6 separate regions of the Mus musculus genome follow, and all the other regions are linked to region 1. The links are chromatin loops, found by intact Hi-C in ENCODE. Cell type or tissue: left cerebral cortex. All regions are shown on one strand. Links, peaks and the distances in the headings refer to the core of each region. The heading gives the core; the rest is flanking DNA. Region 1 holds the start of Irx1 (Iroquois homeobox 1). Region 2 has its middle 29 kb from the start of 1700112M02Rik. Region 3 overlaps Irx2 (Iroquois homeobox 2). Region 4 has its middle 170 kb from the start of Gm41000. Region 5 has its middle 250 kb from the start of Gm41000. Region 6 overlaps Irx4 (Iroquois homeobox 4).

Evidence for each region. Peaks named below come from ENCODE experiments on the same cell type or tissue, not always from the same donor. Only the 100,000 strongest peaks of a DNase experiment are listed, where the experiment ranks them.
Region 2: a loop joins it to region 1, with 5 times the contacts of the local background. A loop is called at or near these places in 17 of 42 quality-filtered maps.
Region 3: a loop joins it to region 1, with 11 times the contacts of the local background. A loop is called at or near these places in 20 of 42 quality-filtered maps.
Region 4: a loop joins it to region 1, with 2.2 times the contacts of the local background. A loop is called at or near these places in 2 of 42 quality-filtered maps.
Region 5: a loop joins it to region 1, with 5 times the contacts of the local background. A loop is called at or near these places in 7 of 42 quality-filtered maps.
Region 6: a loop joins it to region 1, with 5 times the contacts of the local background. A loop is called at or near these places in 9 of 42 quality-filtered maps.

What each region holds. Positions count from the first base shown.
Region 1 is chr13:71,962,062-71,967,361 of GRCm38, reverse strand. Irx1 (Iroquois homeobox 1) reads left to right here and starts at 3,639. Exons shown (of 4, transcript NM_010573.2): 1 at 3,639-4,149. The coding sequence starts at 3,874. In left cerebral cortex, for the core only: a CTCF peak has its summit at 2,794; a DNase peak (open chromatin) is centred at 4,649.
Region 2 is chr13:71,455,971-71,461,270 of GRCm38, reverse strand. No RefSeq gene overlaps it. Among named protein-coding and RNA genes, the nearest start is that of 1700112M02Rik, 29 kb to the left of the region's middle. In left cerebral cortex, for the core only: a CTCF peak has its summit at 2,680 (motif pointing left); a DNase peak (open chromatin) is centred at 2,550.
Region 3 is chr13:72,630,853-72,636,152 of GRCm38, reverse strand. It overlaps Irx2 (Iroquois homeobox 2), which reads right to left. Exons shown (of 5, transcript NM_010574.4): 2 at 5,177-5,300; 3 at 4,183-4,896; 4 at 3,492-3,567; 5 at 1,957-2,889. The coding sequence ends at 3,515. Among named protein-coding and RNA genes, the nearest start is that of Irx2, 4.7 kb to the right of the region's middle. In left cerebral cortex, for the core only: a CTCF peak has its summit at 2,876; DNase peaks (open chromatin) are centred at 4,188 and 4,332.
Region 4 is chr13:72,367,838-72,373,137 of GRCm38, reverse strand. No RefSeq gene overlaps it. Among named protein-coding and RNA genes, the nearest start is that of Gm41000, 170 kb to the left of the region's middle. In left cerebral cortex, for the core only: a CTCF peak has its summit at 2,818 (motif pointing left); no DNase peak of the experiment used is centred there.
Region 5 is chr13:72,286,529-72,291,828 of GRCm38, reverse strand. No RefSeq gene overlaps it. Among named protein-coding and RNA genes, the nearest start is that of Gm41000, 250 kb to the left of the region's middle. In left cerebral cortex, for the core only: a CTCF peak has its summit at 2,541; no DNase peak of the experiment used is centred there.
Region 6 is chr13:73,260,578-73,265,877 of GRCm38, reverse strand. Irx4 (Iroquois homeobox 4) reads right to left here. Exons shown (of 6, transcript NM_018885.2): 1 at 5,002-5,300; 2 at 899-1,030; 3 at 169-420. The coding sequence starts at 943. Among named protein-coding and RNA genes, the nearest start is that of Irx4, 2.7 kb to the right of the region's middle. In left cerebral cortex, for the core only: no CTCF peak of the experiment used is centred there; no DNase peak of the experiment used is centred there.

The DNA.
Region 1 (5,300 bases), core at 734-4,733:
CAAAGTCCTAAATATACTTAACAAGAGATGTAAATCAGGGACACAAGTCCTGTGGAAGTCCCTGTAGCTTTGGCCAGGTTAGCCCAGGCTCGGGCGCTGCTGTCCCCATCCCTAGAGACCTATTCCCCTTAGTTGCACCCTAGGGGCTTTTCTGCTCTGATAATGAAGCCACCACCTAGATATTCCTAAAATAATTTCAGACCCTGGCAGTGCCCCCCCACAGCATGCTCTGGCAATCAGTGGGTGGTGATTTTTGAAGAAACAAAATTGTAAGCTAGCTTGACTGATAGCAACCTTAACTAATTAAATCCCTGTGAGAAGGGCAGTGAGAGGAAGCAGAGACTACCCACCAACAATAAGACTCTGGGAAGGCAGCACTAAAACCCAACGTTCTCTCCTGTAGAAAAGTGTCCCCAAAGAACAAGCTTCCGTCATACCTTAAGATCCCCTTAAAAACCAACTTGATCCTGGGGTAAACCTTAAGAGCTCCCACCCTCACTCCCTCTTCCCCAGTGAGTGCCCATCTTCTCCTCCTTGTTCCACAAACATTCACTTCTGCCTCAAAAGGGTGGAGCCCAAGTTCAGTTGACCTGCCAGAGAGTCCCAGCAGTCCTTAGCTTTGTGCTTGTTTCACAGCTTTGGGGCTACCAGACCTGACCAGGGAGTCCACTAGGTAGAGGCTTGGCCCACCTTTTACAGATTCCTAGGTCTGAATTTCTACTGCTTGCTTTTCCTTGACAGTCCCTGGGTTGACTCCTAGGAAATACTCTCTTGGCAGAGTCTCTCACTATCCCCATGCAGGGAAGGCTGCTTATGGTTCAGAAGATATTCCTGGTGGAGGGATCCATGGGTTATGGTGGTGTGGGTAAGCAAACTCCATGACCTTCACAGAGGACTCCTTATTCTGTATTGCTCCACTCTGTCCAAAACTGGCAATGAAGTGTGCCCCCCCCCCCACAAGGTTGTTAACTCAAGACTCCTATAGAGTTTCCAGACAGACCTGGATCACTTCTTCTGGCATATTACAGGAGCCATCAACATCTTGATCCCAAGTTTTCACTGTATGTTAAATATTGGGCAAAGGGGCTGCTTCTCAGCAGTTAGAGACAGGAGTTTCTGCTTCTGCTAGGGTATCCCCACCAGCTGCAGGTTTGTGGGTCATTTTATGACTCTCCTTTGTTCCTCACATTGCTCTCTACACCTCCCTGTTGCTCCCCACCCCTAGAGGTTCAAGCTTGGGGTTAGGAGCCACTGAGAAAGAGAGAAGGACCCATAGTCTCCGCTAGCACCTTCCAGAACTGGGTTTAAGCTCAGGTATCTTTCTTGCATCCCTGATGTGTGGCAAAGAACAGCCAACTTGCCCACACCTCCCCAACTGAGTCCACACCCTTGCTGCTACCCAGTCCTCAAGGGAAGTTACCAAAATTGCCCAGCTGGATCCTCTGGAATTATCTTGCAGTTTCCACCCATTTCCTGTCTTTGGTGCAGGAGACCTACATAGAGCGAGAAGTAGCAATGGTGGGCCAGTGGGTGTGAGGACAAAGTGTCCCCAATTCTCAATTCTTTCCCAAACCCTTTCCAAATAAGTCTAATAGACCTAAGGCAGGAGGCCCAACACCTGCAACTCAAGCAGACAGTTGTGGGAGTAATGACAAGCGGTAACCCCTCTGCCACTACATACTGGTAGGGAGATGTATTTGGACTGACTTCCTCCCTCCTTCTCTGAGGTAACAGCTCAGGGCTTATCTTTCCTGAATTTACCTGTCATCTGAAGTGAGTCCTGGGTTCACTGAGCCAGAACAATGGTCAGACCGCTCTTCTCCAGAACTTCCCTGCAGTGGTTTGTTTGTTTGGAGGATGTAAGATAAGGGTCCCAAGATTCTGGTTACAAGATGACTGAATAGCTGGGAACCAAGAAGAGGTCACAATTAGGAGCTTCAGAAGCTAGAACTCTGGGGGTTCCCTTGGGGTACCCTCCAGACTAAATCCAAGCAGGAAAGCAGGTCCTGACATTCCAAGGGGTGTTGGGGTCATGAAGTAGGCAGGGTCAGATGGAGGAAACAGCCTGATTAAGTGAGAAGATCCAACCCAGAGCAGAGAAAATGAAGATTACCTGATTTTCCCACTAGTAATTAGTAACTACTTTTAAGAGCTGTATTGTGCCTAATTACAGGCAAGGTTTAGTATCTGATTTCAAGACCTATAAGTGAGGACTTCCTGATGTTGCAGGAGACACCAGGCAAGCAAGTGTGCCTTAGCTGGTGTCCAGGGTCCCAATGGCCCTGGACAGCAGCATTCCAGTATGCATGTTGGGGCTCTCTGTCAAACCTGTCACTGTACCCCTTAATTCTCTGAGTCTGAAATTAGACCCTGAAGGTGAAGCTCCACCAGCACCGTGTGATGTGACACACTCAAGCCTCTGCCACATTATAGACAGCAGCAAGAAACGAGGCACTAGGAGTCTCTGGACATTTTGGTTCTGCACTTCCAATACCAATCTAGGGCACCATGAGCAGAAGCATCTTTCTCTGGTCAGCCGCACTGATTGAGAGAGGAGAGAGGAATGAGCATTTCAAGTCTGCCCTGAGAACAGAGCAGCCAGGCCCCTGGCTTTCAAATTGCCTGGTTCTTATTTTCCCAGCGTTTGAGATAGGAATTGGGCGGGGATGGGGGGGGGGGGTGTCGTGGGAGACTCAAAGACAGGGGACTGGCGGCTGTCCTGTCCTGTTGGACTGGCTAGTCGCAGCGCCACCTCAGGTACCTGAGCTCCACTCGTGTTGACTCTCCGCGTCTGCACACCTAGTGGACAAACGCAGGAGCCCAGGCCTTTCAGGCTTCTCCCAAACTGGAAGAGGGTGGTAGATGACTGTGGGCAAGATTTGCCAGTTCTTTTACCTTGCGAAGGTCCTTCCCCTCCTACAATTCTTTCCCCCACCCTCTAGGAGCTCTCCTCCGCTAGGCAGCGACCTCTCAGCTGGCTTGCCCATTTTAAAAGTTTTTATATTTGGAGAAGCTGACAGAGCGCGGCCGGCCACAACCCGATTCTCCAAGTGCAAGGGGGGGGGGGCAGCAATTTCCAGAGTATCTGTTGATACCAAGTGGGGCCAGAGAGACGACGCACCCTGTATCCGAGGTGTCAAGCCACGCGTAGATTTATCTGAACACTTCAGCCAAATATGTCCCATGGAGGTGCTGCAGAGCCAGCCACAGAGGAAAGGCTGTTCGCTATAGACTGTCCCCTGGCCCCAGGCCTCTTTCCCTGCCACCCCAGCTGTAGAAACGCAATCCCCGAGTTGCTTTTGTTAAAAGGGGATGGGGGAACAGATCTCCGTTGCAAAACCGGGTGTCAGACAGCTGTAAACCGGTGTCGACAGGTTGTCAAAAGCCGCGGGGGCTGGTTGGGAAGGAGCCTGCGGCCTCCGGACCCACACCAGCAGACGGGCCGTGCGCGCCCACCGGAGGAGGAGGTGGCCCGGCGGGCGCGGGGCACCACGTGCTCGCCGTGAGGGGCGGGAGCGGCCAGCGAGGGCGGGCTGGAGGCAGGGAGGGGGCGGGAGGGGAGCCAGGGGCGGGGCCTGTGCTCAAGGGGATGCCAATCAAAGCATCAACTTCAAATTGTGTCTGAGAGCCCCGCCGCCGAGCGGAGGGCGGCCGCCGCAGTCGGCGCGCGATCTCGGATACGGGCGCAGCCGGGAGCCGGGCGCCGCCAGCGAGCACTGGGCCGAGGAACAGCGAGCGGCCCCCGCCCCCGGGCCGGCCGGAGCGCGCCCGGCCCGCGGCCCGCAGCCCCCGAGTCGCGCCTCCTCGGATCGCCAGCCGGTCTTCTTGCCCGCGCAGTTAGTGTTGCCCTCCGCCACCACCGAGCCCGCGGACATGTCCTTCCCGCAGCTGGGCTACCCGCAATACCTAAGCGCCGCGGGCCCGGGCGCCTATGGTGGAGAGCGCCCTGGGGTGCTGGCTGCGGCCGCGGCTGCTGCGGCCGCCGCCTCGTCGGGCCGTCCCGGGACTGCGGAGCTGGGAGCGGGCGCGGGAGCGGCCGCGGTCACCTCGGTGCTAGGCATGTATGCCGCGGCGGGACCGTACGCGGGCGCACCCAACTACAGCGCCTTCTTGCCCTATGCCGCGGACCTCAGCCTCTTCTCGCAGATGGTGAGTGCTCCCGCCTCCCGCGCGTCCTCCTGGCCCGCACCCACGGGAGATCACCGCGCCTGGGGACATCGGGAGCGGCTGGCCCAACAGAGAAACAGAGGATCCGCAGGCAGTGTCTGGGAAAGGAACGAGAAGGGTCCTGCAGAGGGAATCCGGTGGCGGAGACCTCTTTCCCTGGGGACTCGGGAGTGCCCAGAGGCCCAGGCAGTGACCACTGTGGTCTTGGGAGGTTGGAGACCGGAGTCGAAAAGCGGGTTGCGCGCTAGTGGAGAGAAGCCTCCAGAGAAGGCCTGAGACCGCGGCAGGCTCTGGAGGTCCCGGGCAAAACCGCCAGGCTCCTCCAGTGCGACAGGGCAGGCCCGCCGGGCCCCCTCAGCCAGGGCCGCTTTACTAACACTGCCCTAACCTGGCGGCCGGCCTCGCCTGAGCGCCGCAAGAGCTTTCCCTTGGGCCCAGAAGACCTTCCTTCTCCCTCTTTGGCAGAGCAGAGATAGTTGCCCTAGACTTTGCCAAAAGGAACCGGTTAAACCTAGCGGAGTCGATCAAAAACATCCCAACAAACAATAGACATCAGCAGAGCAGAGAGGTCTCTTAATGGAGTGTGTAGGGACCATAGGAATCGGGGCTAAGAAATACTAAGTTGACATAAATTCTGGCTTCCGAAACGGTGTTTGCCTTTACTTTCGTAAGTTGCCAAACTTTTCATTTGAGCCGAAAGAAAAGCACTTTTCTTCCCGTGTTACATAAGGGAGAGTTAAAGGAACAGTGTCCCAGAGCTTAAAATAAATGGTGCTCTCCGATCTCCTGTCCCAGTGGGTGTCAGATGGGGGTGTGTGTTTAAATTTAATTCTCCACAGGAGTATTGGCCTGTCTGTCCTTCCGAATGATCACTTTTCCTTGGTTTAACGGAAAGGTCGGGCTGCTTAAACTTGAGGCCGCTAGCAAATTGCGAGGCGGGCACTGGTTTTTGGAAGGCAGCCCCCTGCTGCCCTGCTATCTTCTGGATAGAGCAATTTCCAAGAACCCTGAATTATCCAGTCTCTGGCAAAACAGACCAGACCAGACTCCTTTAAAAGGTTGGCCTCCAACTGTGCAGAAGCAAAGCGGCTAGCGCGATTTTCCGAACTTTTCTTGTAGTTTAGAAAGAAAGC
Region 2 (5,300 bases), core at 535-4,534, 510 kb after region 1:
AATAGAGTCAGAAATTGTGTTTCTATGATTGTTTTATCTGTATTCCCCCCCTCTCTCTTTTTTTATTTAATTAGTATTCTTCTTATGAGATCAGGTAAAATATCTCACCACAACATTTCATACATTTGAAGGTAAATTCAGAAAAAGGAATGTTTAATCCTACTTCTTCCTTAGATATTGGCAGGATCCATTCTGAGATGCTAAGGGAATACCTGAATACTCAGTCTTCCTAAGGTAAAACAAACAAACAAACAAACAAACAAAAAACAAAACAAAAACAAAACAAAACAAAAAAACACGTAAGTATGAAAAGAGCAAACTAACAACAAAAAAAAAAAAAAAATGAAGACAAGTCAAAAGACTAATGCTTAGAAAACCCAGCCAAAGAGTACACATGGGGGCACCCATGGCTCCAGCTGGATACGTAGCAGAGGATTGCTTTATCAGGCATCACTGGGAGGGGATGCCCTTGGTCCTGTACAGGCTCTATGACCCAGGGTAGGGACATGCTAGGGTGCTGAGGTAGGAGTGGGTAGGCAGGTGGGGGAGCACCCTCATAGAAGCAGGGGGAGGGGGAGGAGATAGAGGTTTAGTGAATGGGAAACTGGGAAGGAGATAACATTTGAAATGTCAATAAATAACCAATAAAAAAATAAAATAAATAAATTAACAAAAAAAAAAAGAAAAGAAAAAAGGAAACCTAAAAATCGATTTCAACTCCCAAGAGAATCCATTCTAGATATACCCATGTTATTCTCAGTCACCGAAGAGTTCAAAGGGACAGAAATGTATTTAAACACTGGATTGAAAGAGGTGGAATTAGGAAAGTCTGGCAGGAAGATGCAAACCTATTTTTCATTCTCTGGGGCGTGCTTCCAGTGTCCACCCTGAACCAGCGGGTCGCTGGGGTTTTGCCTCTGCTGGCTTCTGGATGAAATGCAATTCCACGGTCACAGTGGGGTTAAAATAACAGTTCAACAGAGACACTTCTCAGATAATAAAACAAACCATTAGCTTGAGAAAAGAATGTCAGTATGATGTACGGAGTCCCCAGAGGATCAATGCTCCGTAGATTATGAGAAATATAAAGAAGGTTCTGTGGTGGGGCGCGGGGCTCTCAGTGTCAGTCCGTGGCTGGATATCAGGGTCATTTTCCTATGAAGGTGGACATGTAGGCAGAGAGCCCTTGGTCGGGCCATCAGAGCTCAGAAGCCCCTGTGAACACAGGGATCCTGGAGGCCATGCTTTCCCTCTGTAATCATCTCTCTGTTCGGAAACCAATGGACAAGATTACAGTAAGTAGAAGAAAGCAAGGGAACCAGGCGACCTAAAACATTACACTTTGCCATCGTCTTTGTCTTTGCTTTTACTTTGATATCTACATTTCCAAAACATCCAGGTGCTCTGGCGCACTTAGCAACCGTATTAGCAGTGTGCTGCTGTGCAGGTCTTTCTGGCACTACAACCTGGAAAACTCTGAAAATAAAAATTTGCAGTATGTTTACATGATCTCCATGAAAATCCCCCAGTGCTAAGACAGCTTCAAAGCACACCCCTTTAGTGCTGGGAAACTGTTACCCCTCAGTCTCAAGTACCAGTCTCAGTGGCTTCCAAACGTTCTCTTGGACTGCGTGCCCCCCCCCACACACACACACTCCCCCTCCCCCACCCATCCACCCCCCCACCTCATGACTTCCCTGTGGAAAGGCTGTTCTTAAATGGTGGGGTTTTTTTTTCCTTTCTTTCCTAACAATAAAGTTAATTTGAGGATCTGATAGAAGCATACGTTAAGAGTCTTTGCTTAAGTTCCCATTTCTATCACCACAAATGATTTTTCTGCTTTTGTTCCGTCCTCTCTAACGGTAATCCCCTCTGCCTGGTTATTTGAGACAAGAGTAGATAAAGCCTTCCTTCATTTTCTTAAGTGCTCTTATTCAAGTACCCGCTCTTCAAATGTGCTGAGTAATGGCGTCTGAATGGAGGGTCCAGGAGGAGCAGAGGTGGCCCACGGGCCAGCGGCCTCTTATGCGGGTATCAGCCACGCACCACTGACCACTTGCGTTAGGTGAACCTGGACTCTGCCCCTGCAGACTCCCAGCATCCTGGGAGTCCACTCTGGAGACCAGGGTGTGGCCCCAAAATGGCTTTCTAGCTTCTGAGCTGGCTTGCTAGGATGGAGACTTACAGTGGACCTTCTAAAGGGTTCTCACCATAGAGAACTCGCTTAGTCATTTTAAGTAGGGACTCAAAAAAACCCAGTCCCTCCCTCTCTGACCCGATGAAAAACAGGACGATCCCACATTCCCAGAGATCTTGAAGCAGCTCTTTTCCAAAGATGCAGCCTCTGGCTGTGTTTCCTCCACTTGCAAAAAGCAGCCGGCTTGTGAATGCGTGGCTGGGGAGCCACTGCTCTTGGAATCTACTGGAATGATCCTGCAGATGCAGCGCTGGGGAATTTGGACGGTATTTCACGGTTGAGGAAGGGCTCCCTCCTTCTCTGAGTTCTCGCTCAGGGCTTTGAGTTGAAGACTGCAGCTTACACTGTCAAAACGCATGCTGATTTGATCCCTTTCTTAAAGGCTGGATCCTTAGAAAGCCGGCTCTGTTCCATGATAAAGGCCTATTCAGCGTGGGGTCTGACCCTGCACGCAGGCGTCCGCAGGGCCGCAGTGGAGCGCTTGCACCCCCTACAGGCCGACATGCGCAAATGCGGCCCCGACGCGGGCGCTCCTCCTCCCTCTGCCTTCCTAGAGAATTTTTTGGGAGTATTTGCAGATGCCTGGCAGTCCCTGAAACAGAGCAGGTAAGTCTTGGTTGTTGGCTCTCCCAACAAGGCAGGATCCTGGCCTCTACTACCCTACAGCTAAGCTGTGCCCGGCTTGTAACCGGAAATCAGGTTCTCACAGTCAAGAAAGACAAAAAGGAGAAGCTGTTTCAAAGAAATGTGTGGTCTGTGTGGATGCTTGTAACAGAAACTTGCCAGCCTCTGAGCCCAAAGCCAGACGTGATGCTACCACACCAATCTGTTAGTGTTGAGCAAGCCAGGCTAAAGCAGGTGTGTGTGTGTGTGTGTGTGTGTGTGTGTGTGTGTGTGTAAAACACAGCTAAGTGTCCTGTCCCAAGAGGGAAGGTTCAAGCCAGTCTCAAACAAAGAGACACAGGAAGATATTTAAAAGTAGAACCAACTGATTTTCCACGTTCTGTTGGGCTTTGAAGCACATAATTCTGTGCACCTTTGTCACCCTTTAATCTAAGCTGGACCTGTGCCCCAATCAGAGCAATGCAGTAAGGCGAGATGGGCCTCTTGTGACCGTGCAGGGCAGACATGGGTGTTTCACTCCACACGTTCACACTTTCCCCTGCCCTTCAGGCCATGGGTGAAAATTGGCCTTTCCCTTACCTCCCTACAGGATAGCACTGGCCAAGAGTGCTTCTAACTGTGGAGACCTGCATTTGCACTGTAGAGGGGAGGAGCTGCTGCCCCACAGCTTCCTGTCTGTAGCAGGTAGTACTTACCAGAGGCCAGAGTGTGGCCCCAGGAGCACAGCATCCCATGTTGTGAGCCATTCAACATGGATTCTGGGTACCGAAGGACTTGCTTGTACAATAGCAGTAGACATGTTTAACTACTGAGCCATCTCTCTGGCCCCGCCTATACAGATTCATAGATGTGTGATTATAAAAGAAGTTCATGTGTTCCAAGAATGACTTGTAATAAAATGTGGTGTTTGTTCACAGATTCTGGACAACAATGAGAGAGAGAGAGAGAGAGAGAGAGAGAGAGAGAGAGAGAGAGAGAGAGAACTAGTGAGAGAGAGAGAACTATATGCAGAGGCCCCGACCAATTTGTACAGAAATTCGTGCAATTAAAGGTCTATAAAAAACAATGTATAAAACCCAATATAAAGCAAAAATATATTTTCCACAAACAAATTATGCCCCTAAAGAATGACGGCATTCAAAATGCAAAGAGCAGCTAAATAAAGTGTTTTATGGAAGCTGCAGGAGGTTTAATCATGCTCCTTAGTAGGCAGGGAACCCTATTTTTCATAGTTGTAAAAGTGACTTTCTATTTTAAACTCAGAGAAGTTCTTTAAAAAAAAAAGAAAGAAAGAAAGAAAGGAAGAAGGAAAGAAAAGAAGGAAGAAAAAAAATCCCCCAGGTTCTTGGACCTGCTGAAAGTCTGCAAAAATCCAAACAAACATTACATTTCCCTCACCATACACTCATTCTTTTGAGACAAACAATGCCTTTGTTATGATTTCTGTAGGTAAATACGTACCTGAGATGCAAAAGAGAAGAGGGTCTGCAAAGAAACCCAGGGTTCTGACTTCCTCTGTAGCTCTTGCAGGAAGAGTGTGTGCTGCCATGTATACATTGAGGCTATTCTAGATGCTATGATGAGAAAAGCCACCCATCTCAGATTCTGTCAGCAGTACAGGTTATCTGAGGGAGGTACGAAGGGTGTTTAAAGACACAGTTGCAGAATCAGACTCAGAGGCCATGACCACTTCAGTGTAAGTAAGGCAGAGGCAAGGACAGGCTCTGGATGCAGAGACTATTTGTTCAAGTTCAAGATTTTTCTTAAAAGTATCTCAACATTTTTTACACAGCTCATAGGAATAATTGCTACTTCATTTGGAGAGAATAGAGCATACTGGTCTCTTCCTCCTCTTCTTCAGCTAGAAGAGGGAAGCAAAAAGAGACACCTCCTCTCATTGGATATCATGACTAAGCCAAGAGGGAAACTGAGGAGACTACAAGACTTGACAAGGCTTCATCACATCACTCTTTACCCTCAGCAGAATAACAAAGAATGTCCGATTCAAAATAAGTCAGGGTCATAGCTAACTATAGCTCACAGGAAGTCTCAGTGCAGTATGGCAGCCAACAAGTGAAGAACAGGGCCTCACAGGTCTCAGGGAAATGTACCCCAAAGCAATGTCCCAAAGGCTGTGCCGCTACACAAATAAGCAGTGTTTCTGTCACATAACTTGGCTGAATATCTGCCCACAAACCCTCAGTTGTTACCCCAAAATGGTGTAACCATTTTGGAAAATATTAGTGGTGGGTAGAAGCTCATAGAACCTAATTATCCCATTCAAGGTCTCACAGTTCGTGCCCCTGCTCTATGTAAACCTGTGTTCAGAACAGAGTTCTGCAGCATCAGTAACAGCCTAAAGCTAGTAGCACGACCCTCACCAATCATAGAATAAGTGCAAATGCTATTTGGTGTTTTCATCCTTGGAGTTTTATGTGACAGTGTAAACAAATTACATATGCTGTGTGAAATAATCCTA
Region 3 (5,300 bases), core at 787-4,786, 670 kb before region 1:
TTCTCTTCTCTTCTCTCTCCCTCCCTCCCTCCCTCCCTCCCTCCCTTCCTCCCTCCCTCTCTCCCTCTCTTTAGTCCCCCTAAACACACCTGCAATTTTATGTTCCTCGAGCTTATTTAAAAATCAAGTTCTCCAGTAAGATATTCAGGTCGGGAGGGAGGTGGGTAAGCTATGGAAATCTCTGATAATTTGTTGGGCATATAAACATCAAAGCAGCTTCATTAGCTTTGGCTAATCTCCTGAGGCCTCTGGGATGTCACAGAGAGAAACAAAACACGCCAGCCTTCTGGAACCGGGTGAAGGTCTGGAGCCCTTTTGCTGCAAAAGGGACCCAGTAAGTCCAGGTAAGAAAAATTTCCTGAGATCCACTTTGGTCACACTGCCAGCTTTCTAATTCTGGGCACATGCAAGAAGGACATTTGGGCTTGGCAGTCACACTATAGCCAAACTTCTGCCTAAAATGATGCCTGTTCATTAGAGTTATCTTGGGCATTTTGTTTGTTAGATCTTGTTAATTTTCCTACCTCCCTCCTAAAATTTTCAAAAGACTCAAGTCACAACGTTACATGTGACAGAGATACTGCCACTCTGCCCTTTTAGTTCTCTGCTGATTTGTGAACATGGCCTACACCAATAGAGAAGGGCCAGGAGGGCCAGGCCATTTGTTACTGCTGTACTGCAGCATAAAGTGGATCTGGAAGGAGAGATGGTTATCTCTGCAAATCCTAAGAAACTGAAACAAACAACAAAAAGACAACGAGACTACCCTCTGACTCCCCAACCCAGGAATCTCCCAGACTAGCAAGGGTCTCTGTTGAATTAATTAATTTGCATATATATATATAATCTTCTCTTTTTACCTCAAGAGCTCAGCTCAAAACATCTCCATTCCCAACCCAGGGAGGCAGGGAGGGGAGGAGAGAAAAGTATCTCATACCAGATACCAGAAACTGACTTTAGGTCTGAACCCTGAGTGCCCATGCATTTCAAACCCATCCCTAAAGCCCAAGCGGCCTTCATTTCCCCCTCCATAGGCACCCGACTTAGTGCCTCCCCAGGCCAGCCTGCTGGGGCTTTGCTTCAAGTACCTCAGATGACTTTCCAATACCCTTTCTAACAAGACCCCAGCAAGAGGCCACTAATTTCTATGGCACAAAAAGCCACTGGAGAGAGATCCTTTTGTCAATAGCAACTGGCCTACAATTTCCCATCCTCAGCCACATCAGCCTATCGGAGCTGGCAGATGTTTAGACAAGATTTTATAAATCGTTCAATCTCAGCCCATAATGAACCCCAACTGACCATTCCAGAGCAGCCCAAAGCACCAGAGACCTCCCCCGCTGGGCTCCAATAACGCTCCCCTGCCGCACTGTTATTAATCATGGGATGAAATAGGTGAGCCTCTTGAAAAATAAGTGTATGATTGATTAAAGGGCAATCTAAGGAGCCATTATTCTTGCTTTATAAACGTAAGTTATATTCACTCAATTTATCTTTGCAGAGGAAATAAATGATTGTTCGTTTCTTCACCGAAATTTTATTATATGGGTATCTACATAATTTGAGAAAAGCTGAAGTGACAGAGTGGTTGCTTTTATGATACTAATCAAAGGGGCTGGGCTATTTGGCTGCAAATTCCAGGCTGGTCCTGTAATTAGGAGGTGAGTAGACAATAAAGAGACAATGTCTGAGGATGTTTAAACTTTTCTTTTCCCTGAGGGTAAGGGTAAGCAGAGTGCCACAGTAAAGAATCTAACTTCCCGCCCCCTCCTGTTAGTGGGAGCTGAACAGAAAGAAAAAGTAAAGGGTTCTTCAGTAAATGTGCTTGATCTATGTCAACTGAGATACTGCAGGCTGAGGAAAACAAGTGTCCCCATCAGTCATTCCCTGGGGGAGGACTCTCCAGTATCAGTGGGAGGACCCGATCCAGCACCACAAAAGAAGATGAAAAGCAGAGAGGTGGCATATCCTTTTATTTTGTTTTCTTCCATGTTTTAGAAATTTACACTAAGTAGGGATTTGCATATTCAGAGAACAAAAAAAAACCTGAATTACTTTCTGGAAACACATTTCTATGTGAATAAACTGGAACCGTAGGTATCTCCCTGTTGTACATTAATTTCTCTCAGGTCTGCAGTTTTTCAAATAAGCTCAAGAAGGACGTTTATTTCACTGGCTCTTCACTTAAAAGGTGAGGTAGGACCACCTTTGGGGCAGGAACCAGGGCTACCGCTGGAGCTTCTACCCAAATGGGTCTCCAGTAAAAATGAGCCCCAAACACCATTTTCTTGTAGGCGCGTCTGTTTTTATTTACAGTTTTAGATATAAATTAATAGGAGAACTGATGTTAAACAACCAACAGAGATTGTATAACCAGCAATGTTCAAATAAAAACCAGGCAGAATTTATTTACAAAAGTTTTAGATTTCATTGCAATACAACTTGCATAAATTACTAGAAGCTTTATATCATTATAAAAATAAATATCAAATTTGTTTCCACTTCTGAAGGACTCAAGTTCTTCAATCACGTTAGTTCTACCGTGTACATTTTTTTTTACAAATAAATTTTACAGCAAGTCCTATCACACCTATAGAATATATACCGTGGCAATGAAGTGATGAGGATATCCTGAGAAAAAACAGATTGTTTCCAAAAGTCACACAAACATAGGGAAGCTATACTATGACAACAAGTTCTCATATGCCCAAACAACGTGTGTCCAGTCCTTAGAGTCTGTGGGTTGGCAGTGCAGTGTGCATCCTCTTATACAGTGGCACAAAATGTGGTCCGGGTTTCCACATCTGGGGTTTGTATCTGTGTATTTATGAACTTGGGAAGGGAGAATAGCCTCCTGACTTTTTTTTCCAAAGCAATTGTGACACCTACCTGTGGACCAAGGAAAAGACCAAATTATCCCAAATTCTTCAGTTCCATGTCAACACATCACAACATTCAAGCTTGTGTCTACTGGCTCTGCCTCTTTGCCATCTTTAGTGGCTAGAACTAGTAATGTTGTCTAGTTTTAAATTTTTGTAACAGCTCTGGGCTAGAACTAGAGTCCACAGTGTCCATGTGGATACTGAACACCAAGTAGCAGGCCCATGAAAGACCAGGCCTGCTGGTGTCTTTTTAGTCTTATTCTGAAAGCAATATCCATTTCAGGCAAAATACCCACTTTTCTGCACAACTCACTCATCAGACAAGGTGTCCTTTATGTGTCTAAAAGAGTTTTGAAGCACACAGAGATGCCCAAATCTTTGAAACCACCATCATCAACCAACAACACAGTGGTTGTGTGTGTGTGTGTGTGTGTTCTGTTTAGAGAAGTGATTCTACAAAGCAGGACTTGAGCAGAAAAGAAAAAAAAACTATAACACAGAAGGCAAAGAGGCTAGAAGAAAGCCAATACTCTATTCTCCAGCAAAACCACACCACACTGCACAGGACAAGGACTTGGGGGCTAGAGGATGCAGAGGGAACCCACTTACTTGCACTGCTGACCTTGGCCCTCCTATAGGTAGGTCTGGACGCCTGCACCAACAACTGCACAGCCCTCACTGGTATCTGTCAGGGGAGGGGCAGTTAGTGAGGACAGGCTACAGCCCCTGGCAGCTAAGCACCTCCCAGCTCTTATCCCTGCAAGGGACACATACTCCCGGGGCATCTAAGATCCACGTTATTTATGCTCCCTCCTTCTCCTTCCTTTCTTCCTCTCCTCGAGCCCCAGTCTCGGGGATGCAGAGTTAGAAACAATGGAGGTAGTGTAAGAAAATTAGGCCTCCGAGAGTTCCCAGGAACCTGTGCTTTCCTTGAGCCAAAGGCAGACAGAATCCCACTAAGCTCCATTTTTAACCAACACCACAGAAGAAAGACTACACCCACCAGGGAGACAAGCACAGATCACACTTCCTGCCAGTAAGTTTGCCAAAACAAAATAGTTACTTGATAATATTAACAGTAAATTAAATAAAGAGTAAATAAAGCAGGATAGACCGAAAAAGGAGGGCTAGCCCTTTTTGCCTTCACTCTTCAACGGGTCTCCCCACACTGGCCTCCCAAATTCTGGGTCTGACAAGAGGCTAAGTTGGTCCAAAGGTCTCACATTCCCGGCGCCCTTTCCCAGGTTTCTGGCTAGTTCTGACTACCAGAATCCCTCCCCGCGGGCCTCAGGCAGCCTACCTTTCTTGGGCTCGTAGCCGCCGCCCGGAGGCCTGTAGTGGGACTCCAGTGAATGCGAGCCCGCCTTGCCCGTGTCGCTGGCCGCCTTGGGCATGGCGTGCAGTGTCTCGCCTGGTGAGGAGGCCGCGGTATTGTACCGCAGAAGGCCCTGGCCTTGCAGCGCTGCGTTTAAGTTCCCGTAGTTTGTGTAGTTGCCATAGAAAGGGGACGTGTAATAGAGGTGGCGGCCCAGCAGGGGCGAAGCAGAGTAGGGCGAGCCTCCCGGAGGGGCCCCAGTCGAGGCAGGCGCGGCGGCAGCAGGCAGCCCCGGAGGCCCGCAACCCGGGCCCAAGCTTGGTTGCTTGAGGTCCGACGTGGCTATCTCGGCCAGCGACCACAGCTTGGGTTTGCTGGCGGGCGGCGGCGCTCCTGGCGACGTCCGGCTGCCTAGGGGCGTCTTGCCACCGCTGCCACCGCGCGGCGCGGCTTCGGGCGCCGGGCTCAGCAGGGGTGCCTCCACGCCGGTGAGAGGCGAGGAGGTTACGGGCTTGGGTGGCGCCAGGTCCCGCTCGCACTCGTCTTCCTCGTCCTCCTCGTCCTCCAGGTCCTCAAACTTGTCCTTACACTCTGAGCCTGATTCGCACAAGGCATCCCCGGCGCGGCAGGGCAATTTTTCCCCATCTGACTCCGCTGAGCACGAGTGGTCCGTGAGCGAGTCGACGTGTAGACTGATCCCTGAGGGGACGCGATACGGTGGGCGAAAAGCTGGGCCAGCAGGGGCACCCGCACCCCCATCCTCCCAACATTCAGCACCGGCCTTCCCACGACCCTGCACCTCACCCCGAGGCAGCATTAAATGCGGCCCAGCATCTCTACAGAGCCCGGGGACTCTCCAACCCAAATCCATTTTCTAGGCCCGGGACCCCGCGTGACAGGTGCGTAGTGTCCGCCCTTACCACTGCCCGCCTGGGAAGAAAGCTCCCTGAGCCTTCGCACTGACCGCTGCCCCGCTCACCTTCGTCCTCCGCAGAGGTCTCTGTGCCATCCTGTGCCTTGTCTGAACTCTCCTCCTTGCTTCTGGAAGCATCTCCCTCGTCCTCGTCCTCATCCTCGCTTTTGTTCCTTGGGGCCCAGGTCAT
Region 4 (5,300 bases), core at 615-4,614, 410 kb before region 1:
TGATATGACCTGTCACTACACCCATCCCTGGTGTCCTTCACTGTCAAGGGGTTTTGATTATTTTCCTGTGGTTTATTAAGCTCATCTTTTCATTCAAACTTCTGCCCTTCCATCTTAAATCCTCCCTCAGACCAGGTTGAAAGACATGGCTCCAACCTGGTTCTAGATTTTTTATTTTTGCTGACTCCCTCCTTATACCCAGTCTGCTTTCCCTTCTCTCATGCCTCTGCCCACTACCCTGCCTAGAAAACAAATTTTATGAGGTCTTTTCTTTTTGTTTTGTTTTATGGAAATGAAGTCAGTCTGTTGTAGGCACCTTGTTTATTTACTGTCAAGGCTGACACTGTCAACTTACAAGACCTAGAGTCATCTAGCAGACAAGGATATTTGTGAAGGAGTTTCTAGATTGGATTAATTGAGAGGAGAAACCTACAGGAAATATGGGGTGGAGCATACATGGTAGTCCTGTGTTAAAGAATAAGGGAAAGGAGTGTGGAGGGCCAGCACTCTTCTCTCTCAGCTTCCCAGATGTGGGTGCAGTGTGACCAGCTACTACCTGCTGCCTTGACTCTCTTCCTTGATGGGTTGCACTCTCGAACTGTAAGCAAAAATAAATCTTGTCTTCTTTAAGCCACATTTTCCAGGTATTTTGTCAGGGCAGTGAGAAAAGCAGTTAGTCTTCCTCACGTAGGGGAGAGCACAAAATAGGTACAGAAGAAACATGAGTCCCCCAGACTGCTTGCCTGGCTCTTCTCTGCCTTTGCTCAGAGCACTTAAAGGTCCACAGGTTAGATTTTCCCTTCAGAATCTATCACTGCAGTTGCTTCTCAGGTGCTGCTGTCCAGCCAAGCTGCTCTGTTAGTTTTCTTCTTGCTGTCACATAGGACATCATACCTCTCTATGTCTTCTATCCTTTCCTGGTCTTCTATCTCAGTCAGAAATGATCCTACACCTATCTATGCATGACCATAATCCTGTGACATTCCTTCAAAGCCATATAACAAGACAGGTGCTTTTCCCTGCTACCCCTATTGTGCATGGTGGAAGAGCTGGAACCCCAAGTTACCAAAAAACAGAAGAAAACATGCTGCATGCTGCACAGGTAGAGAGAGCCACTGTGCTTCTGTCCACAGGTTAAAAACAGCACTCCATTTGTAGATATACAACAAAAACGTGCTGAAGTGTGCCATGATGGGACCCGAGTCTCTCATCCCACGAGACCTGTCACCATTCCTAGTCACACTCAGTCAGTAAAGGAGACTAACGAATGGAAACCTCAGAGTGTCCAAATTCCATTTGAGGTCTGGAAAGAAGGAAGCTGGCTGAAGAGGCCCCTAAGTGTCCCTTCGAGACAACATTTGGCATAAAGCCTTCTGCATTTGATTCTGACCAAAGGGCTTTCCACATTTTGCCCTTTGCTTTGGTTCCCTTGTCAAGGACAAAGATTTGAACAAAGTTTCAGGATGAGTCTACAGCTCAGGAGACATGTGGAACCTACCTTCCTGACCCTGCAGAGGAGAAATGGAGCCAGGAGCTTTGCGACTGTAAGACTTGCAAATATCTGAAGGAGGGCTGACCCACCACAGACAGCAGAAGCCATCTACCTCTTGGGAATCATTGAAAGCCACAACAGGTCAGTGCTACTTTGATGTGTAAGTTGTAACCTCCCGTTGGGAACAGAACTAAATTGATCTAGCCCTCCTCTCCACACTTGGCTTTCTCTTTCCTTGCTGTGGTTGGACACAGGTGAGCAATGGCTTCTTAAGCTGGACATCCCTAGAGTTCTCTAAAGCTCCACTGCTGGCTACTCAGAGGGCCTCTTTGGCCACGTGGTATTCAGGAGGAAGTGTGCTCAGCCCTCTTGAGAGTCCTTGACAGGTGAGGTGGCAAGGGAGATTATCCACTTTTTGCAGCAGATTTTGCCTCAAGTGACTCACACGGAGGGCTTGGGAGCCTGGTTCTATTTTGGGAAGGCTCTCAGTCCCCTCTGGTTATCAGTGCTCACAGCAGCACCGGTTATCTGGGAGCAAGCCCGGGGCAGAGTGTGAAGGGAGGAAGGGCCGTCTAGTTACTCTTGAGTGGGAAGAGGGAGCTGTGACAAGTGAGAAGAGAGGAGCTGGCCAGGCCAGAAGTTCTGAAAGACTGGCAGGTTTACTCTACTGGTGGGACCCCTGATAGTTCCCAAAGAACCCTGCTGGGGGACCATGTGTGACTGGGGTTCTGGGTCTTCTAACAAGTAAGAACACACTGCAATAGAAAGCCTGGCTTCTCGTTGCTTGCCACCTCTGGGAACTTTTGCCACAATTTGTAAAACTATGCCTCATTGTTGAAACAGCCTCAGGCTACCAGTATAAAGGGAGTGACATTAACCAAAATACATAAACACCGTGAAAGGGACTGCCTTCTCATCTAAGTTCCAAGAACAATGGGGGAAAATCTGCCTTTCTGCCATCAGAGAGTTTCTCTGTGGATGCTGGAATCTGCCATACACTTACCAGACTGAATTGGTCTGGAAGATGATATCTCTTTCTAAAGCGTTGTTAAGGAGGTGAAATCTCATGTGCAGGCGCATCTCAGGTGTCACAGGAAGCTGGGAAAATGGCCTCCCAACCCCTGAAAGAGGGAGGAAAGAAGGGAAGAGACTTCCAGCCCCATATAACTGTCTACACATAGCTGAGAGGCATCACCTCATGGCTTCCTGCCATGGAATGGAGGTGGCCTACCACCTCTGTCATGGGTGACAGCATAGGGGTAGATGGAGGGGGGGGGGGTGATAGCACTGAATTCTATCTAGTGCCCTCTGCTGGCCATCATTGGAGTGTGCCTGGAGTTCTTCCTTGAGAAACACTATGGGCTGGCTTCTGACCTCTAGGACGGAGCTGCCACTGAGTTGGTTTCTTCTCTTGCAGAAACTAGGCCAGAGGACAGCAGAGAGGAGTTCTATGGAGAAGACTTGTTCCATAGAGAACACTCCATGTAGCAAAGGCAAGAGAGAGGAACACAGACAGAGGGAAGGGTATGGAGACTCGCATGTCAGCACTCTGTGGTCAGAGGTTGACAGTCCTCGGGGCCCTGTATACCCACTCTAGAGTAATCCCTGCTGTGCCAGTGCCCCGGGGAGAAGGCATACCTACAGATTTTGCAGGGGTCTGTGCCTTGCTGGGATTGGCTGTGCTCTTGTCTGCCCTCAGGGGTTTCTAGGGACCTAGGACATGAAGGACCTAAAGTCTCTTGCTCAGGACAGGCAGGTGTCTTTGCTGTCTCTGGGCCTCTTGGCACCACTGCAGTACCACTCAGCTTCCCGTGATATTCTCTGTCCCCTCAGGGGTTCACCCACACAGTCTTCCACCTAGGTGTGTGGGAGGAGAGGAGCTGCCTGCCCTCCACCTTCCTGTGTCAGACTCAACCCTCTACCACTGCAGCAGCCAAAGAGCATCCTGGGAATAGGGGCCAGGGGATTCTGTCATCCACAGCCCTGATCTCTCTGGAGGTCAAGGATAGCAGCATAGCTGAATAAGAGACCAGCACTTGCAGTGCAGATATTGAGATCACAACAAGGGTTTTATACAAAATCTTGGAGGAAAAGGCACATCCCTGGGGCCAGATCGTTCTTCCTCTATATCCCAAGAAAATAGAAACCATTTTCTTGCTGCAAGGTAAAATGTGACAACCACCCCCCCTCCCAACACATACATACTTGAGACAGAGGATCCATCCATGTGACTCTGATGGAAACCAGGGTCACTGGCCATCCTCTCTCTCTTTCTCTATAATTAAGCCGCTTCTCACGTCTGCGATTTATGTGTCCTTCATAATGATTCGTTGTCCTGATGGGACTTGCCTGGAATTTCTTTCAATTCCATGTAAATATTTCTAAACATAAATATTAATAAATCACACGCTGTCAGGTGCTTGATCCCTTCCACGCCTCACAGGTGGTAGCTCCAGGCCCTTTCTGGTTTTCATCTGAGACAAACTCCAGAGGACTGCTGAATTCAGATCAGCTTCTGTGGGCCTCACAGAGAACTTTCACTCTCTTCTGACAAGCCAACTCTGACAGCATATTAAGAGGTGCGTACTCAAACATGGACTTCTAAAGACCCTGCATGAGCATGTTCAATAAACAAAAAAAGAATGCTCTCAAAGGCACGCAAGCAAACTGCCGGGGAGTCGCCATGTGTACATCTAACAGGCAACTACCATTAATCTTTAAATTATGGGAACAATTAATCAAAATGACTATAAGACACGGCCATAGATCTTACAGAAAAATCTAATAAAAATGGTTAGATAAGACACACGAAGCCCAACTATATACTTTCATCTTGATTGATCCTGATTAATAACCGTAATGTGGAATCTGTGCGCCTTCCTGGTGGGAAGCTCTGTGGCTTTGTGACTGGCAGAACTATGTGCCAGGGGCTCTGTGAGGTCAGGGTTTTTGTTAAGTTTTAGGTCACCTCAGAATTTTCTTTTCCTCAGCAGACACTGCTGAGAGGGAAGAGGAACAAGAGAAGGCATCTCAGTGCAGAGGCTGTGATGCTCTCTTGCTGGGGCTTCATTTTTCACATCCTTGTACTACAGGTGGTATGAACCCACTCATAGAGAAACATGGTTTCCCTGAGACTCAAAAAAATGGCAGTGAGGTTGGTTCTACCAGTAGGTTGTGGTAGTCTTGTGAAGCCAGTATGGATCTTCTATCCCATTTCTCTACAGTAGATTAGCTCCTCAGTACCTGAGGTCCGACATGCAATGCAGTACATTCAGACTTACTGGGAAGTCTGAAGCATCACCATTGTGGCCAACTCTTGGGGGGGGGGGGAAGAAGAGCATGCAGCAGAGCGATGAGCTTGACATCTTGCTCTTTTCTAGCAACGAGGACCTTCCTAAAGGCAACTCTTGGTGTTGAGGTAGGGTACCCACACTTGGGACATGGGTGTCTCTACAGGCACTTTTGTGCAGTAACACTCATTTCTCAGGGTGCCTACTGTGGTCAGTTGACAGGAATCGAGGTTCTGGCCCCAGAGTGGGTATGTTTCCATCCTATCCTGTCATTTCTACCAGCTCTCTACCTGGCCCTGCCAAAGCTTGTGTAGGGGGAAGGGACAGGTTAGGGACAGGAGATGGCATGGAGATGTCCTGAATCCCCGTACTGACCTCACATAAGGAAGTACATGGAAGGAAGAGGGCTCTGCCAAGAAAGGAAATTCTAAGGTTGGAAAAACTCAAGACTGAGCTGTACCAAGGGGGCCTCAAACTGGACTCCCAGGTCTTAAAGTCTATGCCGCTGACTTTTTTGA
Region 5 (5,300 bases), core at 544-4,543, 320 kb before region 1:
TTCATCAGAGGATACATCATATATATATATATATATATATATATATATATATACATATATATATATATATATGTGGATAAAAAAGTTTTGAAAATTGCAGAAGAAATTATTTACCTATTTATTTATCTATTTTTATGTGAGTATTGCACATCTGTGTGGAATTTCCTTCTGGGCCATACAAATGCAGATCTGAGTGTCTCTGTGCCAGGTCGTCTTCATTTTGCTTTCATACTTGAGGATGTAATGAGTAATAATTGTTAAAAATACACTGACCATTAGCAAACTGACCTTTCCCAACTGTAAGGTCCTCAGTGAATTAAGAGAATCATCACTCTCATTTTGCCTGGGCTTCCACAGACTGCTATGTTACACATTAAATAATGTTTTTTTCTGTATAATTAAAAATGCCCAAAAAGGGGTTCAGTGTACATGGGTTACAGATATGATGACCTTCCCGGGGTGCTGCTAGCCATATGACCTGCAAGAGCTTTTGATACTGTTTCTCAAACAGCTTGAAAATAAAATTTTAACCACAAATGCGAAAGAGCAGGAGGATAGGATTGAAGGGAAACCTTTAGTGTGTTGAATATTTTATTTGGTTTTTGAAGCAAACATTACGTAACTTTTAAAATTGTGAACGTCTTTTTCTCCGAGGACACATGGCTTAAGGGTACCACTGGTTTGGGAATCATCTTAATTAAAATTATTCATATGAGCTGACACGGCTTCTAATATCTAAGTTTCCATTTCTTGTTTGCATTACTCTTAATCAGCACGCCATTTGCTTCTGTTTTTGGGTGCCGCAAGCCAGTCAGGTGTGTGAAGTGACTTCTACCGGGTTTTCTTGCATCAAGAAGTTTGCTGTGTGCCCACCTGGGACCCACCTTTCTCTCTCAAGGAGAATGCTGGGAGGCAGATGCCAGAAAAGACTGGTGTCAATTAGAGCGTGTCACAAACGCTACGCTCATGGCTGCCCATGCAGTTTGGTTCTCCTGTGGGTTGGGAGGCAGCACTCAACCAAGAGCATCTTGGGATGCATGGCGTCTCCTCTTCTCGGCATTAGCTGTACCTGATTCCACAAAGCTAGGTGCGATCTTGCCCTAGGTAGCTCTGCCTTGCTTCAGGCAGACATATAGCTAACCTCCAATCATCCATACACACGCTGATAAGAAATAATCATACCTATCGCACCCAGCAGGCCTTGCGGGAGGGAGGGGCACGCAGGAAACGCTCCCCAAAAGGGAGGCTCTGCTAGCACCCATCCTCAGGCTGATTTTTGTCTCTTCGCCTTTTGTCTTGCTACTGTCTGGACTTCAAAGGATGCTTTATGTTCGAAGCTCTTCTCCATGGCAAAAGCCAGTGTTAAAAGACTGGGATTACAATAAAAGTTCTGCAGTTAAGTGTCTGAACTCATCCCTGCACAGCATTCTCAGCAGTTCACGACATGCATAAACCTCTCGCGCATTCAGGGCAGCCGGGCCTTTGAGTTCAGCATGGGAAACTCACACCCATTTATTTAAAGACGGGAACAACATGTCTTTTATTTCCTTACCATAAAAGGCTCAAGAGACCTGGGTTTCCTTGGTTGTGACAAATATGTTGCTTTTGAATGCATGGCTAGGACCCCCAGTGCTGAGGTAGATTGCCCACAGCCTTGCCACCAAACCCTTGTGTGTTTATTAACCTTTCGCATCAGCACCATTTCGAGTCCAACATTTACCTCAAATCAGAGGAAAAAATATATTTTTTTAAAAGTAATTTCTTGAACCAAATATGGTGGGGACAGGTGCTTTGAGCTATGTTAAAAAGAGGGTGAGGATGTTCGGTTCTCACATGGCAAACTTGTCTAGGTCCTGGTTCCTGCTTACTGTTGTCTGCTTATTCTCAAGGCTCAGGGCTTCCATTCTCACCCCCCCCCCCATGCCATCTTTTTAATATGAGCTTTAGATTGGTCTGTTTTTCTAAGGCAGATCATTTTAGATTTGTCTAACCACATCATCTCTTCATCCTGTGTTCTGCTCTTAAAACTTTCTCTCAACGATCTGTGAATTCTGCTAATATTCCTGCTTCCTCAAATGTTAAGTCATAGAAGTCTTGAAGAAATGTTTTATATGCTAATATTCCTTATAGCTCCTCCTCCCCTACCCAGTGAAATACTTGAGCACTTGGCTGTTTTTCTCTGCTGAGATAGGAGGTTTAAAAATGCTTGTTACTGTGGCCTCTTGATTTCCTTTAAGAAAGGACGGACGGAGGGAGTCTGTGCTCTTTAGGCTGCTTTCTGGGTGCTAGTGTGCTCCCGGCAGGCATGTGCCCAGCTCCAGGCTTCATGGGCTGGGCAGGGATGGATGGTAGGAAGCACTCCCAGCCACTGGTCCAGGTACCTGCTTGTTCCAAGCCCTCTTCATGGCTCACCTGCCAGTCCAGCCACACAAAAGATTGCTGCGCTCAATTCTGAGCTTTGGGTGCTCTGGGCAGGAGCCCCATGACGACCATTCTCAGCTGCTCCTGTCCCCAGTAATTAGCCCTCGATGGCTGCTGCCCCTGGTGGCTTTTCCTGTGAGAGACATTTGACACAGCAGACATCAGAGGGATTTTTCAGGGGACTCTTGTGGCGTCCGAATGGCTCTTAATTAACCACTTAGGTACCCTCCTTCACTCCCCCGCTTGGCCCTTCCCAAATGGTCGGGGTTGCACTGCGGATCTAAACACCGGGGAAGCGTGCTATCAAAAGATCTTGTAAATGAAGGCTTGTGTAAATTATTTTTAATGATTCCCTCCTGGCACGCCATTATGTTTGTAGTTACACACAGGCACTTCAGAGATGGCTCGTCTTCTCGAGGTCAGCTGCAGGACCGCGGTAACTAGCTGCAGTCAGTAAATGGCTTATTAATTAGCGCCATGGTTTTACATTGCTGAGAGCTCTGATGTATGGGGCTGGCATTGTAATTGTGTGGAATCGAAATAATAAGCCATCTCAAGGCTCCTTATGCAAATTGGCATATTATAAAATCATTACCTATCTAAACAGTGAGTTTTAATAAGAATTACAATGATGAATTTTATGATAATTGACACTCAAATTTTAATCTCTTGGATTTTTATCATTTTGGTGGTTAAAGTGTGTTTCTAATTAAGTGTTGCTTAAAATGCAAAGGGTTGCTTAACAATTCTGTTCCCTTCCTCTGGTTCACACGGGTTGCTCTCTTTGGTCATAGAGGACAGGCCTTCGTAGGAGTGTGTACGTGACATTCTGAGACACTTGTACAGAGAGATGTTTAATTGTCTCGGTTTTGTGAGTGTGATTTTGATGAGGATGGATTGTCATCCTCCAGACAAAGGACTCTAAATGGCGCTGGCCAGACTCCACAGGAGGGGTGAGACCCACGGAAAGCTGCCTCTGCATAAGAGTCCTGGATTTATGGTGGAATCAAGTTTTAAATAATTATGGCTTTGATAACACAGCTTTTGTCTTTCTAATCCTACCAACTGCAATTTCACCTTAATTTAATATTGTGGTTTACATTTACTATCACTCAATAAATAGCTGTGTCAGGCGCCTCCTCTGTCTTAGTTGCTGTAAACAGCACACGGGGCCCCTGTGCTGTCCTTTTAGAAACATCTTGGTGTAGTGTTTTCTGTCTCCTGTGAGGATGCATTCATCTCAAATACACTGGCATACAAACTAATGTTACACTGAGATACATTTTTTAAAAAAAAGCAGGAAAAAAAACCATAACAACATAAAATGAATTTGATTTTATAAAATTAATCTTGTACACTCCTGAGAGAAAAGAGGCACAGTTGTCACCTGATTGTTTTAAGACCATGTTACAGTTTAAAGCAAAATCCTTAGGATGAGAATTTTGCAGATCCCCTGATGAGAAACTGAGCATCTTCCTGATAGCTCCAAGGGAGCCAGAAGATCAGGGCTGAGGAGTCCTGGATCTGCAGGGCAAGGAGCACACTATGAATCTCCTGAGCCACTGCAGACCACTGGGCTGAAGCCAGAAAGACCAGGGGAGGAGGGCATGGCAGGGGCCATCCTTAAGACGTGGTTCTCTGCTGACTCTTGCTCTTTGTCTTGGTCACTGTTCTATTGCTGTGAAATGACCGTGATCACAACGACTCCTGTCAAGGAAACATTTAATTGGGGCTGGCTGACAGGTTCAGACATGTAGTCCATTATCATCGTGGTGGGGGGAGCACAGCAGCATTCAGGCAGACATAGTGCTTGAGAAGGAGCTGAGTGTTCTATATCAGGATCCTCAGGCAGCAGGAGGACAGAGCCTCTGGACCTGGCCTGGGCCTTTGAACCTCAAAGGCCATCCCCACAGTGAAGAAACTCCTCCAACAAGGCCACACCTCCGAATCCTTCTCAAGTAGTACCACTCCCTGATGACTAAGCATTCAAATATATGACCCTAGGAGGTTGTTCTTATTCAAACAACCACACCTCTCCTAGTACAAAATATCTCAGGGCCTTATCACGCAGCTGTGTCCTGTGCCCATCCCTAGCTGCTTGTCTTAGCATCTACTCCAAGACATGTCTCAGCCTTAGTCTTATGCTTGTTCCTCCAAGGACAATTGTGGCACCTGATTGACAATCTACTGGGCAATGTTCATGGCCACAGAATTGCTACCCAGGACAGACCAGGGTGCTTTATGTTATGAGTCAAACTTCTTTATGCAAATGTCTCAGTGATCAGGAAGATCTGCTAGTAGTGAGACCTTGGCTCTATGTGAAAGTATCTCATCACCTTTGTCAGGTTTTATTGCCTATGTGTACAATAAGACCAAGATCTGGATAGACAGGCCCATTGCTTGTGTCTACTCTAAGAGGCACAGGATCTCACATCACCTGTCCCTCACCTGAAGAACCAGCAAGCAAAAGATGCAGCTTCCTCTGAAGGCAAAAGTCTACTGTGGCTCCAGTATCTTTACATAGAATCTTTTACCACTTGTGGGTGTCCCTTTTGTGAGGAAGGAGACAGGCCTTGTGGATATTTTCCCTTTCCTCTGTCAATAGAGTCTTCTGGTCGTGTGTTGATTACTCCATACTCAGAGAACATGGCCTAACCCTAACTCTTGGAAGTGATTGGAGGTCATGGAACCCAGGTGTGTTCCTCCTTCCCAGACTTGAGTCAATTCAAAGAAGCACATTGTCTCTCTGGAAGGTCTCATTCCAGTGGAGGGGATTGCTGCAGGAGAGGCGTACAGTGGTTATCCACCCGGTCAGAAAAAACGAAACCTGGATAGGTCTCCCACCAACTCACTGTACCCAACCTGAAGCCATCCCTGGC
Region 6 (5,300 bases), core at 895-4,894, 1.3 Mb before region 1:
ATTCGGACCAGGAGGCAAAGCTGACGTTCATTTTTCCCTCCTACCCCAACCTGTAGGGTATCCAGGGCACTCGTGCCAGGGGCGGAAGTACACTTAGCAAACTCAAGGTACGGGGCGGGGCGGGGCGGGGCGGGGCTTGGGATGGTGGGAGGGTATTTGTCCCCTTACCAGAGAGTAGAAAGCAGATGCCTCAGAGCCATAGGTCACGTAGTTGCCATAGCCCTGCGAGCTGCCATAGGGGCTCCCGTAGACGCCGAGCGCGGCGGCAGAATTGAGTTCGTGGCGTGCAGTGGCCAGCAGCCGGCTCTCGTAGACAGGGCAGTAGACGGGCGCCTGTGCCGAGGCTGCAGGCCCGGAATCAGCCAGTGTGCGGCCGCCCGACTCGCAGCACGTGCTCAGGGAGTTGGTGGTCATCAGGAACTGTGGTGGGAGGAATCGTAGAGTGGGCAAGGGGACAGAGACTAGGGCGCTGGACCCTCAAGGACCTCACGTGTCTCTAGGGGCCTCCTGCTACCTATGACAGACATGAATTTTTCCCCCATCAGCCGCTTTCTTTGGCCACGCTTAGGCCTCACTTTCTTTGGCCACGTGTGGGGGTCCAGCCAGCTTTTCAAATCCTCCATGGGAATTCCAAGGTCCTGTGTGCCTTCTCAACAAGCATGTCTGGCCCAAGTGTTTGCTAGGGTCCCCCAGGGTACAGTTTGAAGGGTTAAACAAGAGGGAATTCAGATCCACTAACAGGATTTTACTAGCTCCCCTAATCCTCCTTCCACACAAGTCATGTTTGTTCAGTATAAGGGCCAGCCAGTCAAGGACATGCTTATGTGGGAAATGACATCTAGTGGTGGCTCTTCCCTCTCCCATCCCCGTTGTCAGACCGTTGTAGGAGTCCCTTTACCTGAGGAGCAGAGGAATAGGGGTATCCAAACTGCGGGTAGGACATGGCGGGTGCGGCCTAAGAAGGTCTGAGGGGCCGTTGGGGTCCTGTGCACAGCGTGGGCACTGCTCCGGAGTTGTAGGATCCTAGGCTCTGGGAGGACAGAGCAAGAGGTGGTTAGTTCACCCATATGCTGCTCAAACTTTCCTAACCAGGTAAGTAAGTGAGTGACCTTTCTCTTAGCGATTCTCTTAGTTTCCAAGTCTGAACACTTCACAGGGCTCTGGGACCGACTGGCCTCGCTGCGATGATAGAAATACATATTTTGCAAAACAGAACAGCAACAGCAACAACAAAAACAAAACAAAACAAAAAACTGAGTCTGTCAAGTCAGATGTGCGCGGCTTTAAGCGACAGAAGCGTTGACGTCAGCCCACTCTGTGGCTTGGCCTGGCCTCAGACAGGTCACAGGGATGCTGGCCGGGCGGGGCACAGACGATCCATGTCTGCGATAGCAGGGCTGAGGGCCATCGAGCTTTAACAAATGAACTCCATCCAAGGAGTCAATATCGCCCCGACGAACGGTGTTTCTCCTTAGTCACGGAGGACGGAAGGCACTTTTAATTAGAAATTAATTAACGAGCAGCTGCTCCTTCACACCCCACTGTAATCATTAGTCTCAATTACAAATGAGACCTATGAAGGGACACACGAGTGAGTCTTCAGTGAAGATGTAATCAACAGTTAAATTAGCCGGGCGCTGGCTGCAGCCGCCCGCTGCCCTCGCTGCATTGCGCCCAGGGAGGAAGGACATGGGCCCTGCAAACCCGGCGGGCCCCTCGCGCTGAGAATGGGACAGCGTGCCTCTGCACACTTCTTCACCACCTAGATTTAGAAGAATCTCAGCAATGCCTCTCAGCAGTTTCTACTCTGCACCAAGCAGAGTTTTAGAACCAACTGCCACCACAGGAGAGCCCGCATTCAGATGGCGACGTAATTTCAGATGTGTGTGCATGTCTCCCACGCCCTCCCTGGAGTCCTGCACTTTCAGGATCGGTGAAGCCAGGTACTGCGGGGCTTCCCGGGTCTATTACCGGTTGAGTGTGCCATTCTGGGCAGCTCACTGTCCCTGGAAACTGCCCCTCCCCCTTCACTCCAGGTCATGCCACTGCTCCGTCTGGCTTCACTTCATTTCCTCTCCCCTCCCTCTTCTGGTCGCCCTCTGTGGCCTTCCGCATCCCAAGGCTAAGACAGAGACTGCCAGACGCCGCTGCTCGCTGGGAAGAGCACATTTCCAAACTAGGCCCGGGGCTCTTCCCGTAGGCTCCTTGATCCTAGGGAGCAGCAGGGTTAGGTGCAGGGAAAGGGGCGTTGGGCGCCTAGTCCTGGCACCCTTTGGTCTGCTTCACATAGCTTCTAGCCCGGAGTGTAAGGTGCTCTGCGAGAGAGGCCCAGTAGCCTCTCAAGACTTCTTGCGCTAATCTGGGCCCTGAGATATTGCCCCGAGGTCAAAGCGGAGATGAGCGGTCTGTGCGCGGAGTTTGGTGTACCAGGGCACCCCGAATTCTCAGGGCTTTCATGCCGCGATCTTCCCAGAGCCTGGCTCGCCCCTACTTCTTTTGGCCTGCCAGGCCAGCCTTTCGCGCTCCGCCAGCAGCAGAGCCGCTCATCGCGGAGCTGTGCAGACTTGCTCCTAAAGATTCCTGGGTTCAGACCTGCGAATCGCCCCAGGGCCACCCTCTAATTAATGATGACGTTCGCGCCCTCTCCCCAGCTGCAAGGCTGCCTCCCAGAAACGAAATCTGCCGGCCCTGACAGCTTGGTTGAAAGTGATGGATGACTATCTGGAGACCGCAGTACACATCATATAATATCTGCTGCGTAATTGCTTTAATTTACAGATGAAAATACGAGTTCTCCGATCGCGCTGGACCGCAGCCGGCCACGTCCGAACTGCTTGCAAAGAAGGAAACCATCGCAAATAATGAATAGCTGCCCCATGCAAATTATTCAGGCAGTTTAGCGTTGGTAGCCGGGAGAGATATATATAAAGAACACGAGTCGAATGACATTAATAATTGTTTTTGAATTCTGTATTGATTTCATGGCAAGCTGTGTTTATTTCTTTCTCACCTGAATTGCTAATACCTCCTCCCTGTAAATAATAAGAAACTAGCCACCGGGGCTTCTCGAGTAGAAATGAATCTCAGCCTCTCCCTCTTCCTGCTTCTTCCCCTCCCCCAACCCGCTTCTAGCTTCTTTCAGTTTTCAGGCTTTACTGAGGCTTTGGCTGAACATCCGACGACGACTACTTTCATTATTTATTGTTTACAAACAACTTGCTTTCTTTTGACGATGAAGCGCAGGCAGAGGAGGGGCTCTGTAAATGGAGGTAGAGGAACGTAGGAAGCAGGAACCCAGCAGTAGACTGGTGTACCTCAGTGAGGGGCCTTTTTGTCCCTTCGTTCCTGAGGCCCAGGCTTTGGGGACTCTGTGGTAAGCACAGACTGGTTGGGAAGGAGAAGGAAGACCAGGCCTGTGTGTGGCACTCAGCTGGCAGCAAGCAGTGCACCCAGAATGAACATTCTCAGTTTTCTTCCCCTGGACTCCTGGGGTTGGGTTTGGAATGTTAATCCTGAGGATTTCCACTTTTCTCCTTAGTGGACTCCTGTATGGTAGCTGGAGTCCCTCTCTGGGGAAGGAGTCTCAGGGTGTTCCTTGGGTCCTCAATGCAGCAGCATTCTGGTCTGCCTTCCAGTCAGAGCTTCCAGGCTCCAGATGTTGTTGTTATCCCTAGTTACCCTGTCCCTGGGCCTGGGCCTAGGAGCCAGGAGCACTGGACTCCACTGTGTCCCCGAAGATGCAGACTCACATTCCACACCTCATCTACCCCATGCAGGGGCTAGTCAGGACTCCACTGAACTATTCTGTCTTCACTCAGTCCCTACTGGCCAGTCCTGCTACTGGCCAGCACCCACCTCGACATCTTGCTGACAAACTGCTACCTGGCTGAAGCTCTCTTACCAAATGAGATATTCTTCAGGCCATCCTTGCTGCAGATATAAGGGTGCCTTCTTCAAAGACCAAGCCTTGAGTAGAGGCACAGGGCTCTCTAAGAACAGACAGGAGTCCCAGAATCTCAGGGACCTTCAGCTAAAACAATCTTGCATAGATGCTTCATGCTGTGACTAGAAACTCTTAGGGCCCCTAAATATAAACCACCATTTAGCAGTAGCCAGACCACTTGGCTTCCTGCAGTGTGGGCAACTGATCACCTTTGGAGAGGGCTTCAAGAGATCAGAGACCGAAGGCCTGATCAGATACCAAAGGGGTGGAGCAGGGAGCAGTTAGCCCCAAGAATTGGGAGTCTAGGGTTGATAATGGCCACAGAACTGGTGAGAGCTTGTAGGAAGGCGGATCTGGCCTTGATATTCCTGCCACCACCTAAGTCCCGGCTCTCCAGAGTGATCCTCGGAGCACTTTTTAGCTACACCAAGAGCTCCGTGGGAGCTTATTCTATCCCAGAGAGAAGTTGAGTACAACACAAGGCCAAAACAGAAGCCAGGCACCAAGAAAGAGCCTTTTTGTCTGAGGCTAGGCCGGAGCTTGGGATGCCTGGGTCCACTTTGGACACTCAACTGGTGTAGGCTCAGAAAGACGCCCTAGGTGCCAGAGATGCTGCGTGGTGCGGGCACCCTCCCCTTGCCTCAGATCATTCTTTAGCAGTCAACCACTGCTCCCTTTCCTCAGCCAGTGGGGTGAGCTGCTGGGACACGCGTTGAAATTCCCGTTTGCTTCCCCCAATGCCCTCCTTTCTGGCCCTCTCTTCCTCAGCTCTCCTACTGCACCCCCACGGAACGTTCGTTCGTTCGGCGCCGCCAAAGGAAGGAAGGAGCGCACTCAGGGGGTCCAACAGCACAAGCTGTTCTATCCCTCGCAAGCCAACACGGTCCGCGGGGACCCGAGCATCCCGTACCCGGATGCCGGGTCCTTCCCATCCGCTTACCAAAAACTTGCATCAAATGCAGCGACCTCCAAAGCCTCTATCCGCTAGAAGCAAACTTTGTCCCCTCCGGCGCAAGAGCGATCCTCGCAAAGTTTGAGCAGCAGAAACAATTTCTTACCTGCGCCAGGAAAGAGCCGGCCCGCGCCGCTTAGGCGCCAGGGCCTCCGGGAGCAGCGCGCAGCCCGGGACGCACCGGGGAGTCACCGCCGCCGCTGCCGCCGCCGCCTCCGCCGCCCGCGCCCCTCGGCGGCCGCGCGGAGCCTCTGCCTCCTCCGCCTCCTCGAAAGGGGGGGAGGGGTCTCGGAACCCCGGGAGGGGGCGGGCGTGGGGACCTTGCCTACCTGCAGTGGCGCCGGGCCACTCCTGGCTGCCCGCTAGGGCTCTGCGCGGCCGCTGGGCGCGCGCGCTCCGGCGGGG